Regions from separate parts of the Homo sapiens genome. Here regions 2, 3, 4 and 5 are each linked to region 1. Evidence: chromatin contacts called from ENCODE Hi-C or POLR2A ChIA-PET data. All regions are on one chromosome and are shown on one strand. The core of a region is the stretch at or near the end of the contact, and the rest is flanking DNA. Distances in the headings are between cores, read along the strand shown. Region 1 holds the start of CLDN12 (claudin 12). Region 2 overlaps STEAP2-AS1 (STEAP2 antisense RNA 1). Region 3 holds the start of STEAP2-AS1 (STEAP2 antisense RNA 1). Region 4 holds the start of CFAP69 (cilia and flagella associated protein 69). Region 5 overlaps CFAP69 (cilia and flagella associated protein 69).

Region 1 (2,759 bases), core at 87-2,586:
TCATTATTACATTTCCCAGTCTGGCTTTGGGATCGGATTGCTTCTGGCCTTAGATAACCTTATCCATCCTCTAAAGCAGTATCACACATAAGAAGGAGGTAGCAGTGGACTGATAGTAGCCTCTCTACCCTCCCTTTTTAAAAAGTCTCTGACAAATAGTCTCATTGTTACTAGAGCAACGCAAAATGGAAAATGCTAATAGCAAACATATAGTCCTTATTATGCGTCAGATACTGTTGTAACTGTCTCTGTAGTAATTCATTTAATCCTCATCACAATTTTCTGATGTAGATATACTGTTACAGATGAGACCTTGAGGCACAAAGGGGTTACCTTACTTGCCAAGGTTATACTTACTTGGGATGGGTGCCATCCTTTTGTATAAACTATGATACTTTTTCTTCTTTTTATTTTGAAAAATTTCTAAGATACAGAGAATTTGAAAGAATAGTACAAGAGACACCCACAAACATATTCTTCATGAATCCAACAATTATACACTTTGCCACACTTTATATCCATTTGTGTGTGTGTATGTGTGTGTGTATGTGTGATCATTTCGAAGTAGTAGGCATCACAACACTTCAGCATCCTTTATTTTTTAAAAAATCAGATCATTGCTATTTAGGACTTTGGAATCTTTTAGTTTAATTCAGATATTCATTCACTAATGCAGGACTTCACATTGGAGAGAAGCCAACAGAGAAAGGGACAGGACAGTAGAAATTGTGTGGGAGAGTAAAATTAGTTCAAATATCTAATAGCTAGCTATACTGTACTTTAGCTATATTAGGTCCCTCAGTTTTCAAGACAACAGTATGATGTGGGTGATCTTATCCCCATTTTTCCAGATAACCTCCAGATGTAGAGATAACTTTCCCAGGGCCACCCAATCAATACACAGCAAAGCCCCATACAAATCTGGGCTGTTTGGTTCTAGACTTTGAGCTCTTTTTCTACTTTTTGCCTAGATAAACACTTTGAGGGGAAAAAAAATCCAGATTTAAGAATTTTTGCTAACCTTCCTACGGGCAAGTCACCTTCAAGTCACCTGGGTACTTAGGTATCCAACTCAAAACTACTTTTAGTTTTGTTTCGTTTTGCCTTTTTTTTTTCTTTAACCGATAACCCAATTCTAGACGGAACATAAGGTGCAAGAGAAATCCGGGGAGGTGGAGGCAGAGAAAGGGAAGGGCAGGAGGTGGTCGCAGGATGTTGCCTGCGGCTGGCGGCCCAGTGGATTCTGGGAATTGTAGTCCCAGCCATCCAGGGCATTGCCGTTCAGGGCCACGGGAAAACCTGACTGCGCTCCCAGAAGCCTCCGGTGTACCTCGCTGGGAACGCACTTCCTGGGACGCTGAGAGGGAGACGCTCCAAGAGGCTCCTCAGTGTGGGCGAGTAAAATGCCCTGCGTGTGAGAAGCAGGTAGGTGTGGTCAAGATGTTCCGATTTCTGGGTCTTTTGCATAAGTAACTGAGGATTTTATGTAAAATGGCTAAATCCAGGAGAATCAGGAGCGTTGGAAAACGCTGACCACATCTGTGGATGTGAAAATTGAGTAGGTATTTGGTAAGGCTTTAAAAAATTATTTTGTACACAGGAGTATGGAAATGTCGAGGTGTGTTGCCGGAGCCGCCAAGGACTGGGAGCTTTGCTGGCGCGGGTTTGTGGGGGAGCCCAAGCTGCTATTTTTGAATAACCAGCTGATGCTGGTTGCGTAATGATGACCTGCTTGCGGTTCAAACCCACTCAGTGTTGCAGGGATGGGCTAGCTCTGAGAGCGTTAACAGTCACTGTTGCGGTCTCTCTCCATTGGCTCTAACTAGTAGGGCGTTTTCTTCCTTCTGCCAGGTCTGGGTCTACCACACACAGGGCTCTTCGAAAAGAGGGAGGAGGAGAGGAGGCGGAGGGGGGAGGAGGGGGGCGGAGGGGGATGCGGATTGCTCTGGAAGCTTGGTTTGCTTTCCTGTAAGTTCTGTGCACCCGGCCTTGTAAGGGGCCCATAGCCACGTTAGGGAAAGGTCAGACTTGGTGACCTCACTTAAAATGATTGCTCAAGGATTCTATTGTGCGTTATTAATTGTAAAACGATTTCCTCTGACTTTGGAGTGTGCAATTATGATTGATACCAACCCAAGAAACACATTTGGGGCGGGGGAGGGGTTGGGGGGGACTTGACTGAAATCTCCGAGCAGCCAGTTGCAGAGAGCATTCTACATAATGATCGTAATAGGGCTAGTGATGAACGCCTCAATCCAGGAAACTCTCAGGCGCACATAATAATGAGTTTCCATTCTCATCCTACCTGTTTGAGATAAATGGTATTTGAAGAGGAAGTGGCTAATGTTTAAAGTAGATATATAGAAGCATCTTTAAGTATCAGGTTGAGCCATTGGTGGAACTATTTTTTTTTTAAGCATTCTGGTTGCAAATTTCAGGATGCAGAATTCAGATCAACTTTGTCTGGTCTTGTTGTCAGTGTCCTTTTTTAAAAATGTAAAAGAAAATTTCTTTTACTTCCAAGACAACTGCACAGTCTTTCACCACCTTCCTTATCCTTTCACCGTAGTCATGAAAATGATCTAAAACATTCATTAAATATCAATCATATATTCCCAAGACAGCAAAGTGTTTTTCATCCTCATTTCTCCTATATTCTCAAGTCACAAGATGAGTTAATTTTTTTCTTCTATTTCTACGTATTTTTCTATATTCTATATATTTCTCATATATAATGCATGAATTAAGGAATAAACAGC
Region 2 (2,759 bases), core at 85-2,584, 220 kb before region 1:
AATTCTTTCTGGTGGCACAGAAGGCCATGAACAATCTGACACCTCCATTAGTCACCTCTGTTAGTCACCACTACGACTTCCTGACCCATCTCTGGGTTTCACTTCAGTTTTTAGATACCCAGCCCTAACAATTAAGCAAAACTTCATTGATAGTTCCTCTTCAAAAGTATTTCCAGAATAACTATTAAAATCCCATGGACTAGTCAAGATAGTGAGATATGCTTTTGAGTGAACAGCCACCATTTCTTCCTTTTAGAGATTTATTTTTTAACTTAACAAAAAGCAAATCTAATGTGAAACTTAATGAAAATTGTTTCAAAAACTTGAAATGCAACTACAAAATAGCCCATTATTGCCTAAGCTTTCTATACTTAACTAGTTTTCTAAATCTATATTACATAGGCTAGAGAAATAACATATTGTTTTTATATGTACAATCCAAATCTAGTCTCTCCGAATTTTCTTTAAGGCCAACTATTTTAATATAGGCCAGTATTTTACTCTATTATTCAATCGCAAACCACGTTTCTTTCCTCACAGTAGTGCATTTTGACAAAATCAATCTTTTCATTCTTTTCAGCAAATAATACAGAAATTGGGATTCATTCATGAGAAGTCAGTGAAAATAAAAATGATTTCAGATTTTCTTTACATTTGTATAATATCACTAGTAGAGGAGGAATGGCTTTCCAGACCACTTGTTAGGAAAAAAATATGAGTGGGAAATTACACTAAGCCTATATAAACAATTCCAAAGTAGAATTCTCTTTTCTCCTTGGTAAATAAATGCTTGATTTTCATAATTCAACATATAATTTTAAACTAGGGCAACCAAACTTGTGACATGAAAAGAGGAATTTTATTGTTAAGTTACACTGGTATACTGCAAAGTCATACCAAAAAAAAAGGAGCAAAATATATTTTTTAATAATCTTACACAAGAATGCTCAAGAATCTTCTACATGAGGTAACTACAGAAAAAAAGAACACTAGGTCAGCTGAAGGCTGAACTAAATTTGTTCCATAAAAGTTGGTGAGTTTCATTTTTCGCTTCTAAGGGGATAAAGGAAAAAGAATGTGCATTGTGTTTAAGAAAACCCAGAATACTGCCAAAAGTTTGCCACCCACTTTGGCATTCTGCCTTTATCCTGAAAGATAATTTCTTCTCCATTATAAACAGCCTATGTGAGATGAACTGTCAACAAGAGGGAAGCTAGAGTGAGAAACAGAGAAAAAGAACAGCATCATGCAAGGAAAGTTATGAAACAAATTGACTCTTGATTCTCTCTTGGCTTGCCTTTCTTAATGCAAATAGAATTAAAAAGTCAAATAGCCCTAATGTTAGCCAGGTGAAGTGTGGTTAGAAATGGTTGACTGGAAATTCCCTTGCTTTCATCAAACAATTGTTATGTGAATATTGCATCAGCTTGGTCCTTTTGATGTTCCTACATGACTTAAGAAAACTTTGTATTTCCAGTAGTGTATTTCCAATGACAAAAACTCTGCTGTGTGATTTTAGAAAATCACTAAAATTACCAGTGCTTTTGCTAGATCTTTCACAGTTGCAAAAACAAATGTTTTTGAACAAGGCTCTATTTTTCATGAAAATATTCAACTGAATGCAGGGAAAGTAAATGCAAAATATCTAGGGAAGGCACCAATCAAATCATGCAAGAAGAGATTTTTCTAGACTTCAAAGAAAAAGTATTCAGTGACTCCAAGGTGTGGGGCAAGGGAGGCAGGGGAGTGATGAATTTGTTTTCTTTGCATTGTTCCACTTCCTTGTTTGCTGTGTTGCACAAACTCTATTGAATATCAAGATTTGGCCTCTTATGAATAAGATACTTAATAGAGAAGAATGTCAGTTTTTTCAAGCCCATAAATACCTTTTAAATGTTCTTAGAATTTTACAATTGGATGAAAAAGCATCAAAAAACATAGTTTGTATAATTTTATCATTAAAAATATTTTCCATTATTATTCAAGGAGTTCATTGATGCTGAATACAAAATGCCTAAGATTTATTATTTAAGTTTATGAGCTAAAGGAAATCTTAGTGTTTATCTAGCCTAACTTCCTTGTTCTACATTTCTGTTTTGTTTTTTCAAATGATGTATCTTGTTTGCTTCACGATTATGTTAAAGAAAAAGTTTTTTTTCAGAAATAAGAAATAGATTATAAATTTTTAAAAAGGAAAGAAAATTGAGGAAAAAGGGAATTAAAGGATATTGGATAATATAGAGAAAGATATTTATAGGGCATAAAATCATTTCTAGTGGAAGGAGGACACATGGGTTTGTCATTGCCAGAGCACCTTTTGTTTTTCTGAGCATTTTGTGAGATGGCCAATTTTACCCAGCATAGAATCGAGTAAGAATGAAACTGAAATAATTTGCAAAGTTGAAAGTTGAGTGTGACCATAAGCCTCCAATCCTAGTTCCAGCCTGCCCACCATGCTGGGAATATAGTTTGGATATTTGTCCCTGCCCAAATCTCATGCTGAAATATAATCTCCAATGTTGGAAGTAGGACCTTGTGGGAGGTGTTTGGAACATGGGAGCAGATCTCTAGAAGCTGAGCAAATGCCAGCACCATGCTTCCTGTAAAACCTGAAGAACCATGAGCCACTTAATCCTCTTTTTTTATAAATTACTCAGTCTCATGTGTTACTTTACAGCAAGGCAAAAATGGCTTAATACCTTGGGCATGCTCCAGTAGAGATTAGAATTCACATGAAACAACAAATGAGAAACAGGGAG
Region 3 (2,759 bases), core at 87-2,586, 190 kb before region 1:
GGAAGTTATATAATTCTATAGTTTTTTAAAATATATGGAAAAGCAATATACTTTCCGTTAACTGCTAAGATTCATGAATTTTCTCCACAAGTTCTCCAGAGGAACTACTAGAAAAAACTCCACGAATCTCATTATTTGACAGTTTTGTTGAAGTGAAATTATTAAAATTGATATTAGATTTAATGACTTGTTTCCAGTAACCAAAATGGAAAGTATTCTACCAGCTGTCGATGGTTCCACACCCTGACACATCGTTAAAACCTTAGCTTCTGCCTAAACTTTAAACCTTAATAATATTTGGCGGTAGGGGAGGGGTTACATTTCAAGTCAAACAAAGGATGTATTTCCAAAGCAGCATTTACAAAGGTTAATCTGTGTATGGACTACAAAGGGGAAAGTGCAGTGCCCCAGTGATCGATCTAAGACCCCCCTCTCGTTGTTGTTGTTGTTGGGTTTTTTTGGTCTGGTTAATAAACCACCTAGAGGGATAATTTTTAAACTTAATTTGTTGAAATGGTACTTTACTAATGTATGAAAAAAATTTCCCCAAATTTGAGAATTTTTGGTAAGTTGATTTTATATTTGGGAATAAAGATCTCTTGCTTCTTCTACTGACACCTTCTACACAAAAGATAAAAGGTACTTTTACTTGGTAATCCGCAGGGAGAAAATTTACAGAAACCCAGAGCCAAAGGTGCTCTCAGGGGATCCCCTGAAACATTCAAAGCCATTGCGGCCCCAGAAGGTAAATGGCTTTCGCAGGAACACAGGTCTCCTGACTCACGGCCTAACCTTCCTTTCCCCCACACCAAAGCTCGCGCGGCACCAGCTAGAGTGAAGGTCAAAGTCAACAGAATAATCTCTGCAGTCCAGGGTCTGTGAGGGTCCTCCTATCCGAGGGAGTTTTCATGAAAGGGCATTTCCGAACATTTTATTCCAAGGACACAGTCTAGTCAAAAGACGTTTGGGATAGGGTAAACATGAGGCAAAAGAACACTTACAAAAGAAAAAAGCGCAGTTTCTTGGAGGCTTGTCAGAAGCTAAGACTGGGGAGATGAGAACCAGGGCCCTTGGCGAGAGTTGGGGTGGGAATCGCGTAAGAAAAGCAATTTCTAGAGCGGAAAGGTGACCCCACATTACAAAAAGAAATGGAGTAGAAAAATAGGCTTGACTATTCTAAAGCTGCTTCAGAAAGAATCTCCGGAAGACCACGGAGGAACCCCGCAGGGGAGCCAGGCGGATACTCAGCCGCTCGCGGTAGAAGGGCGCGCAAAGCTGCGGAGCCGCGTGTGTGGAGCTCCCCAGTGCACTCACTGCTGGCTCCCCCTCGGTGCTCTGGGCCCTTCCCAGCTCCCTCCACACAGCCCGGCTCCCTTCACACACCCCCGCCCCCTCCGAGCTCCCCGACTCCTCCCCGCGCTCCACGGCTCTTCCCGACTCCAGTCAGCGTTCCTCGGGCCCTCGGCGCCACGAGCTGTCCGGGCACGCAGCCCCTAGCGGCGCGTCGCTGCCAAGCCGGCCTCCGCGCGCCTCCCTCCTTCCTTCTCCCCTGGCTGTTCGCGATCCAGCTTGGGTAGGCGGGGAAGCAGCTGGAGTGCGACCGCCGCGGCAGCCACCCTGCAACCGCCAGTCGGAGGTGCAGTCCGTAGGCCCTGGCCCCCGGGTGGGCCCTTGGGGAGTCGGCGCCGCTCCCGGGGAGCTGCAAGGCTCGCCCCTGCCCGGCGTGGAGGGCGCGGGGGGCGCGGAGGTGAGCGGGTCGGGGAGGAGCGCGAAAGAAGGTAGCGGCGGCGGAGTTGAGGGTCAAGATGCAGTCTGCGCCACGCGCTGCATCCATCCTCCCCGATTCTGCGCCCTCACCGGGCGTCCGCCCTGAGCTGCGGGGTCCCTCATCTCCTGGCACCTTAAGGTGGAAAGTGAGAAGGGTGGAGAAGGGTGTCTGTTCCACTGATTCCCCCTCCTCCTCCTCTTGGTTCCTAGAGCTAAGGGCAAGTCCTGAGGTTGGGCCCAGGAGAAAGAAGGCAAGGAGACATTGTCCCAGGTAGGATGTGTCCCAGCAGGAAAGGACAGGCAGGTTACTTTCGCCCCCTTGATAGTCTCCCTGCTACTTTGGGTTGATGCAGGGCATTTCATGGAAGATCATGCAGTGCTGCTTTGCGAACAGGTATTTCTAGCAGTCATTTGGTTTATTTCCCAGTAATGTAATCGTGGTGTTTAGGCCATTTCTGTTAGAAAGTAATTGGCCTCTTCTTTGACTGTCCTAAATTATCTTTGAACCCTGTGTTCAGCCTCAGCCAAAACTTGTTGAAAATTATGCCCTAAAAATCTTGCTCTTAAAATAGAGCAGAGAGATAAAGAGCATTTTTGTTGGAAGATTTCCATTTATTATCTCTCCCACCCCGTGGAGAAGGATTGGTGTCAGTTTTTACTCCTCGGGCAGTTAGTTTTTTAGATGGAAAGACAGTCCAGGCCATAGTTAATTATCGCTCATCAGTATAGGAGAAAAAGAATTCAGACTCCTGCCCCACCCCCACCCCCACCCCCAACCTCCTGACTTAGATTCTGGTCCTTTTAACAGCCCCGCTGCTTGGAACCCTTTTTGTTTTCTAAACCACCTCCCCATCCTTCCTTTTCTCCACTTTATTATTTCTTCATTTTATTGATCTGTTTATTTTTTCTTTCTTTAACCCTATAATTTTTTTACTCCGATTCTCTCTTGGTTGCTTCAAAGCTTAGAGGCTATTTAATGGAAAAGCAAAACA
Region 4 (2,759 bases), core at 161-2,660, 160 kb before region 1:
ATAAACATGCATGTGACATGCATCCCATGCTCACTGTGGAGTGGAAACTTAACATTTAAATGCATTACAGTCCCTATACATCAAAAGGAGAAGCAGAGACATGAATGTACTAGTGCTCAGTCTCTGTAAACCTGCCAGAACCAGTCCATAGTGGGTGGTCTTTTATCAGGGGAAAGTTACTGAATCGGTCCCTTGTCCAATCAAACCTGCAGTTATGACTTGTGGAACAGGAGGGTCTTGTTAGTCAACATCTGGCCATGGATGAGCTGCAATTATTTCAATATTGCTTATGTCGAGGGCAGTTCTTATTTAACAGCTAGAGAAAAATAAAAACATTGCAGCAGTTAAAACAAAGGTTATTCTTTAAGTGTAGGTGTGAGTGACTTAACTCTTGCCTGGCATGGCCTTAGGTCTTGCTTATAATTTGTTATTGCCACAGAGTCCATTCTGTTAGCCTTCTGATCTCCATTTTAACATTAATGCTGGTCAGTTGTTGAGTCTAAGCCCTCAAAGGGAGGGGGAGCCGAGCTTGGTGGCATGTGCACCTGTACTCCCAGCTATTCCCGAGGCTGAAGCGGGAGGATCGTTTGAGCCAGAGGTTGGAGGTTGCAGAGCTACGATCCTGCCACTGCACTCCAGCCTGGGGGACACAGTGAGACCCTGTCTCAAAAAACCAGGGGTGAGGGGGACGTGAAAAGGGAGGAGGTAGGGGGGTATAGCGAGGCGTGTCCGTCCTTCCGTCCCGTCAGGGCGAGGAATTCAGCTTTTAAGGTTTATCGGGGGTCCTCTTGGCCAAAAGGGGGTCCGTTCAGTCGGTTGTGGGGCTTAGGATTTAATTTTTAGTTCTCAAACAGTAATAAAGATAATGATAATCTTGACCATACGGGATGCTGTGCCAAGCACCACTTAACAAACACTGTCATCTCATTCAATCCTCACAACAGTCCTATTTTACAGATGAGAAAAGTGAGACTTCAAGGGATAACTCGCTCTAGATTCAATAAACTGACTCAAAAGCCTTTTAACATTCTGTACAATACCTTTTATGTTTGTTTATTTAACTGTCCAGTTGGGCCACTAAAGTACAGATAAAAGCTGGGGAATGTAAGCGAGACTGGTCACTTCCCTGGGGTGAGAGAAACGCTTTCAACACTATCCGTCCATCGTATCACGCCTAACGTATCCCATAGACATCCCTCACCCCTCCACCCACTCATGCCTGTTTGAAGCAAGACTATGAAGACCGAAACACACCGGGAGCCTAAGGCACCACTCCCCGCTACCTACCGAGGTGCATCCTGCAGGCTCCTTACCGCAAGCCTGCAAACTCGCCCTGCCGGGCGCGGAGTGCAATTAGGCTTTGGGGTGGTTTGGCTCTCCGGCTTTCCGTAGCCTCTGGCCCCGCCCCCTAGCAACGCGCTGGCTTGTGTTAACAACCGGCCCGGGATCAGAGGTCTGGGTCAACTGGGGGGCGGCAGCGGCGCTAAGCGGACTGTATGGCGGTGGCCTAGGCCCCTGGCGGAATTTTGGGACCTTTCGCGACTCTAGCGACTCTCAGGCTGCCTTCCCTTCTCGGTGGCGGGGCCTCTTTGGGCCCAGCGGCTGCGGGCGCACTGTAGGACAGGAAGATCCCCCCACTCTCCACCCCGCCGCCACCGGCCATGTGGACAGAGGAAGCCGGGGCGACCGCCGAGGCCCAGGAATCCGGCATCAGGAACAAGTCTAGCAGTTCCAGTCAAATCCCGGTGGTTGGGGTGGTGACGGAGGACGATGAGGCGCAGGTATGAGCAGGTGTCTGTGCTTTCAGAGGTGGAGGGGGTGGGAGTGAAGTCTCGAGACGGGGTCCAGACCTGGGGGTGGCAAGGGTGGAACTGGGGACAGGAGTGAAGATGGGGGAAGCCGCGGGATGGAGATTCCAAGCGCAGAGCTAATCCTGATCCCCCACCCCCTGCGAACTGCACCGGTTGCGAGGGGCTGGCTGTTGTCAACCATCCTGTCTGGGGACCAGCGCTGTGTGGTCCTCCTGGAGGGTCCTAGCAAACTGAGTAGGCGGGGTTTTGCCGCGCTTCTTCGAAAAGTGGTCATAGAGCTACAGGGAGGAAAGGAATCATTCTTAGCAAAATCTTGATTTGATGACCTGATCAGTTTGAACTGAACTTTTTAATACGTAGATCCCTGTTACCGAGTGATGTTCTTGATATAGATGTAAATTTTCCCATGCTTAAATTTGCTGCGACTAAAGCCTGCACCCAGAGGGGAGGAAAACGCTGTTAAATTAGAAATTAAGCATTTTTAAAATATGAAATTGGAAGCTGGTTGTTACACGTTGGGTCGGAGAGAACCGGGAGAGAATAGAGTTGATTTGTTTTATTATGCTTGTACTGTATTTGGTTTTGGGTTTGCTTTTGTTATGAATACAAAATTCACTCTTGGAAGTTGATCTGTTGAGAAATTCCATTTGAGGCCCTTGGATCTCTATTCGAGGCGGAGGTGTTTAGAAACCCCAAGTTGTTTGTTTCCTACTAGGATTCCATTGATCCCCCAGAGAGCCCTGATCGTGCCTTAAAAGCCGCGAATTCCTGGAGGAACCCTGTCCTGCCTCACACTAATGGTGTGGGGCCACTGTGGGAATTCCTGTTGAGGCTTCTCAAATCTCAGGCTGCGTCAGGAACCCTGTCTCTTGCGTTCACATCCTGGAGCCTTGGAGAGTTCCTTGGGAGTGGTCAGTTGACTGGGGAATAGAGTTGAGCTCTCTGAGG
Region 5 (2,759 bases), core at 260-2,759, 140 kb before region 1:
ATTTTCCCCAAGTTTCACTAAGAGGACTCCTTCTCCATGTCTAGGATCTTCTCTTGTTAGTGAATTAATCACAGTGTGCTTGGTGATAATTCTGGTATTGTATTCTGTTCAGGTTGTTTCGTGATACCAATAAAAGTCCATCTTCTAAGTACAAGGACAGGCTGATAATGTAGTTTGATGAATTATTATTTAGTTTAATGAAGTGTTTGTTAACTATTTTTGTAAATCAGAAAGTGTACATACCCTTTTTAAATAATCACAAAAACATTTCAACTTTGAACTCTAATATTGAATTGCTGCAATCATAGAATTATTCATTAAATGATCTAAAATTTTAAATCAAATCATAAAATAGCATATTAAGAACTTCAGCATAATGCACATAAAGATGCAGATGCCTATATTTTGTACACAAAAATATGAAAAATATCATAAAAGGGTAGGCACTTATGTATGGGTTATCACTTGATTTTCTAGAGAAAGAAAACAATTTCCTAGGAAACTAGATCAGGGAAACACTGGCTCTTTGAGTCAGCTCCTGGGACATGATGGCATGTTCCCAAAACAAATCCTACATTAAATCTATACTTACTAGTTTAGGTCTTTATTTGTACAGGAGGAATAAAAGATACACAATTGATCCAGTGCATTTTTAAAAATATTTACGGAATAATGATGTTCCCAGCATTATACTCCATATAGAAAGATGTTAGAGATTCAACTGGAATGAAGAAAAAAAGGATTTTTATTTTTAACATAGACACTAACCCTTTTATATCTCAGTAGGTTTTATAGTTTTTAGTTACTTTGGGAAAACTACCTAGGGTTCACCTACTCTATATCCTAGAGTAGGTGAAGGTGTTGTTGAGATTAGGTTAAACATGAAGGGGGCAATTTAAAGAAAAACACCTTAGGAAGCAGGCAGGTTCAGAAATATGGGAATTTTTAATTATGTGAATCTCTATCATCAGCAGAAATTTACAATGAGAAGCCAACCCAAAAGAGGACATGGTAGTATTAACAGATAAAAAGTGTAGTTTTTGTTGGTAACATTATTTTTTAAAATACCCCTGTTGCCATTATTTTTAAATATTGCTTCCAAGAGTGTTGACAGTCACTTGTATTATAAATACATGGCTCACTTTTTACTGAGTGTCAACTTATTCTTTGCTTAATGACTGGTACCCTGCCTGCAGAACATGTTACTATCTCATATGACAACAGTATGAACTCTTAACTTTAAATGAGCTTCCTTCGCTGATTACTGACTGCGAGTACTGCTCTTCTGTTTCTTGGTTTTTTTAATGGCTGGAAACATTAATTTAAACTAAAATAATTGTATATAAGATGAAATGTTGAACAAAAACTCTTCATGATTTTAGTTAGAACTTCCAGTTTCTACTACGTACTAATAAGTTATATTACATTTTCTTCCAAATGATACATAGATATTTCTGACTCAGAGGCAAGATTCTGGAAATGGATGGGGGAAGAAGTTGGTACTCTGCCCTGGGATTATGAAACAGGAAGCTATGATAAATTATCTAAATTTACAGGAACTAAAACAGTGGAAAAGCAGACGAAAGACCCTAGAATTTCCCATAAGCCTGCATATTTGGATAGTCTTGTTGGAAAAGCTTAGTTGTTCTTGTTGCCTAATATGTTTTAAAACCTAAGTAGTGATTTTGCAACTCCAAAAGAACAGTCCGAAAAATAAATAAAATTTAGAGTTAGAATAATCTTAAAACTGTCTTTTAAGTGATATCTTTTGCAGAGATTCTCCTGAAGCTAGGGTCAGGCTTTCCTTTGTGCTTCCTCCTTCTTTCCACTTGCCACCCCACTTGCTGACCACCTCCAGAGATGAGCGTCTTGCAAGGGCTAATGCAAAAGAGGAATTCCTAATTATTCTTTTACTCTCAGAGAGTCCAACCAGTTCTAGTTTAGTTCTAAGGTCGATATTACTGACTACCGCTGTCCTTGGGCATTCAGAGAACCTGGATCATTTCCAGAGTCCCACAGATCATTTTCAGATACCCTTGGGGATCATGTTTATAGGACTTCAACAGAGTAGATGCAATCCAGTTTGAAATACAGGCTGAAGCCAATTTAATTGTAGTTTAGATATGACTGAAAACGAACCTTCCTATTCGCCAACCCCATGCAGACAGCTTGAACATAAAACTATTACCCTTGCATGTGGGGCAGCTGCTTAAAAACTCACTCTCTTCCAGTCTGCCAACAAACTGAAGAGCAAAGTTCACCTGGAACTTCTCTAAGCAAAGAATGCATTAGTAAAGGCAAAAAATTACTGACCCTCTAGTTAGGGAGAAAAATGCTAACCCATATCTTGTCAAAATAATAATAGTATCTAACACATGTAGAACTTACAACATGCTAGATGCTTTTCTCAGCCCTTTTCTCATATTAGCTAATTTAATCCTCACAACAATCTTAAATGTGGTAACTATTGTTATACCTGCTTAATAGATGAGAAAAGTAAAACACAAGTTTACATGGGTAGTAAATGGCATAGCCAGGATTTAACCTTAGACAGTCTGGTTCTAGCATTTGTATTAATAATCATCATTCTTTCTTCCCTAGAAAGGAGAGGCTGAATTGATTGAGGGGCCAAATGTATAAGGATGGATTCAGGGTACTGTTTATATGTATGTATGTGTGTGAGCATATGTATAAAAATATGCATATAAATTGAACATGATCCAGTTTGAATCTCTGAGAATATTTTTAATAATCATCAT

What was found. Hi-C counts contacts between places; a loop is a spot of excess contacts on that map. ChIA-PET counts read pairs that join two places held with the same protein, here RNA polymerase II (POLR2A). Pooled maps may share reads with other maps.
Region 2: a pooled map shows a loop between it and region 1 (7-fold over the local background). The contact joins the enhancer-like site here to the promoter of CLDN12 in region 1. A Hi-C loop is called at or near these places in 2 of 168 maps with a recorded cell type or tissue (endothelial cell of umbilical vein and lower leg skin), 5 of 37 single-sample maps with no recorded cell type and 9 of 50 pooled maps.
Region 3: a map of ascending aorta shows a loop between it and region 1 (6-fold over the local background). The contact joins the promoter of STEAP2-AS1 here to the promoter of CLDN12 in region 1. A Hi-C loop is called at or near these places in 4 of 168 maps with a recorded cell type or tissue (A673, ascending aorta, endothelial cell of umbilical vein and 1 more) and 10 of 50 pooled maps. POLR2A ChIA-PET finds 5 or more read pairs at or near these places in 4 of 52 experiments (H1, HepG2, PC-3 and 1 more).
Region 4: a map of natural killer cell shows a loop between it and region 1 (9-fold over the local background). The contact joins the promoter of CFAP69 here to the promoter of CLDN12 in region 1. A Hi-C loop is called at or near these places in 16 of 168 maps with a recorded cell type or tissue (B cell, CD4-positive, alpha-beta T cell, CD4-positive, alpha-beta memory T cell and 9 more), 12 of 37 single-sample maps with no recorded cell type and 22 of 50 pooled maps. POLR2A ChIA-PET finds 5 or more read pairs at or near these places in 1 of 52 experiments (WTC11).
Region 5: a loop to region 1 is called in a map of ascending aorta, with 2.1 times the contacts of the local background. The contact joins the enhancer-like site here to the promoter of CLDN12 in region 1. A Hi-C loop is called at or near these places in 5 of 168 maps with a recorded cell type or tissue (A673, HepG2, ascending aorta and 2 more), 1 of 37 single-sample maps with no recorded cell type and 5 of 50 pooled maps. POLR2A ChIA-PET finds 5 or more read pairs at or near these places in 1 of 52 experiments (Panc1).

Annotation. Positions count from the first base shown.
Region 1 is chr7:90,402,125-90,404,883 of GRCh38, forward strand. It overlaps CLDN12 (claudin 12), which reads left to right and starts at 1,337. Exons shown (of 4, transcript NM_001185072.3): 1 at 1,337-1,425. RefSeq lists an enhancer at 1,517-2,042.
Region 2 is chr7:90,179,082-90,181,840 of GRCh38, forward strand. All of the region lies in intron 2 of STEAP2-AS1 (STEAP2 antisense RNA 1), which reads right to left. Among named protein-coding and RNA genes, the nearest start is that of STEAP1, 26 kb to the left of the region's middle. RefSeq lists an enhancer at 1,151-1,652. Within about 2 kb of position 1,335, at least 9 of the 41 ENCODE cell types and tissues checked have a DNase peak (open chromatin) inside an H3K27ac peak, as active enhancers do; they include endothelial cell of umbilical vein, where a contact is called at or near this core.
Region 3 is chr7:90,210,299-90,213,057 of GRCh38, forward strand. STEAP2-AS1 (STEAP2 antisense RNA 1) reads right to left here and starts at 1,337. Exons shown (of 3, transcript NR_110029.2): 1 at 1,002-1,337. It overlaps STEAP2 (STEAP2 metalloreductase), which reads left to right and starts at 1,442. Exons shown (of 6, transcript NM_001244944.2): 1 at 1,442-1,747. RefSeq lists a silencer at 1,545-1,604.
Region 4 is chr7:90,243,764-90,246,522 of GRCh38, forward strand. It overlaps CFAP69 (cilia and flagella associated protein 69), which reads left to right and starts at 1,411. Exons shown (of 23, transcript NM_001039706.3): 1 at 1,411-1,781. The coding sequence starts at 1,662. LOC107986819 (a long non-coding RNA gene) reads right to left here and starts at 1,368. Exons shown (of 2, transcript XR_007060423.1): 1 at 1,314-1,368; 2 at 1-316. RefSeq lists an enhancer at 2,276-2,759.
Region 5 is chr7:90,265,446-90,268,204 of GRCh38, forward strand. All of the region lies in intron 5 of CFAP69 (cilia and flagella associated protein 69), which reads left to right. Among named protein-coding and RNA genes, the nearest start is that of CFAP69, 22 kb to the left of the region's middle. Within about 2 kb of position 1,510, at least 2 of the 41 ENCODE cell types and tissues checked have a DNase peak (open chromatin) inside an H3K27ac peak, as active enhancers do; they include ascending aorta, where a contact is called at or near this core.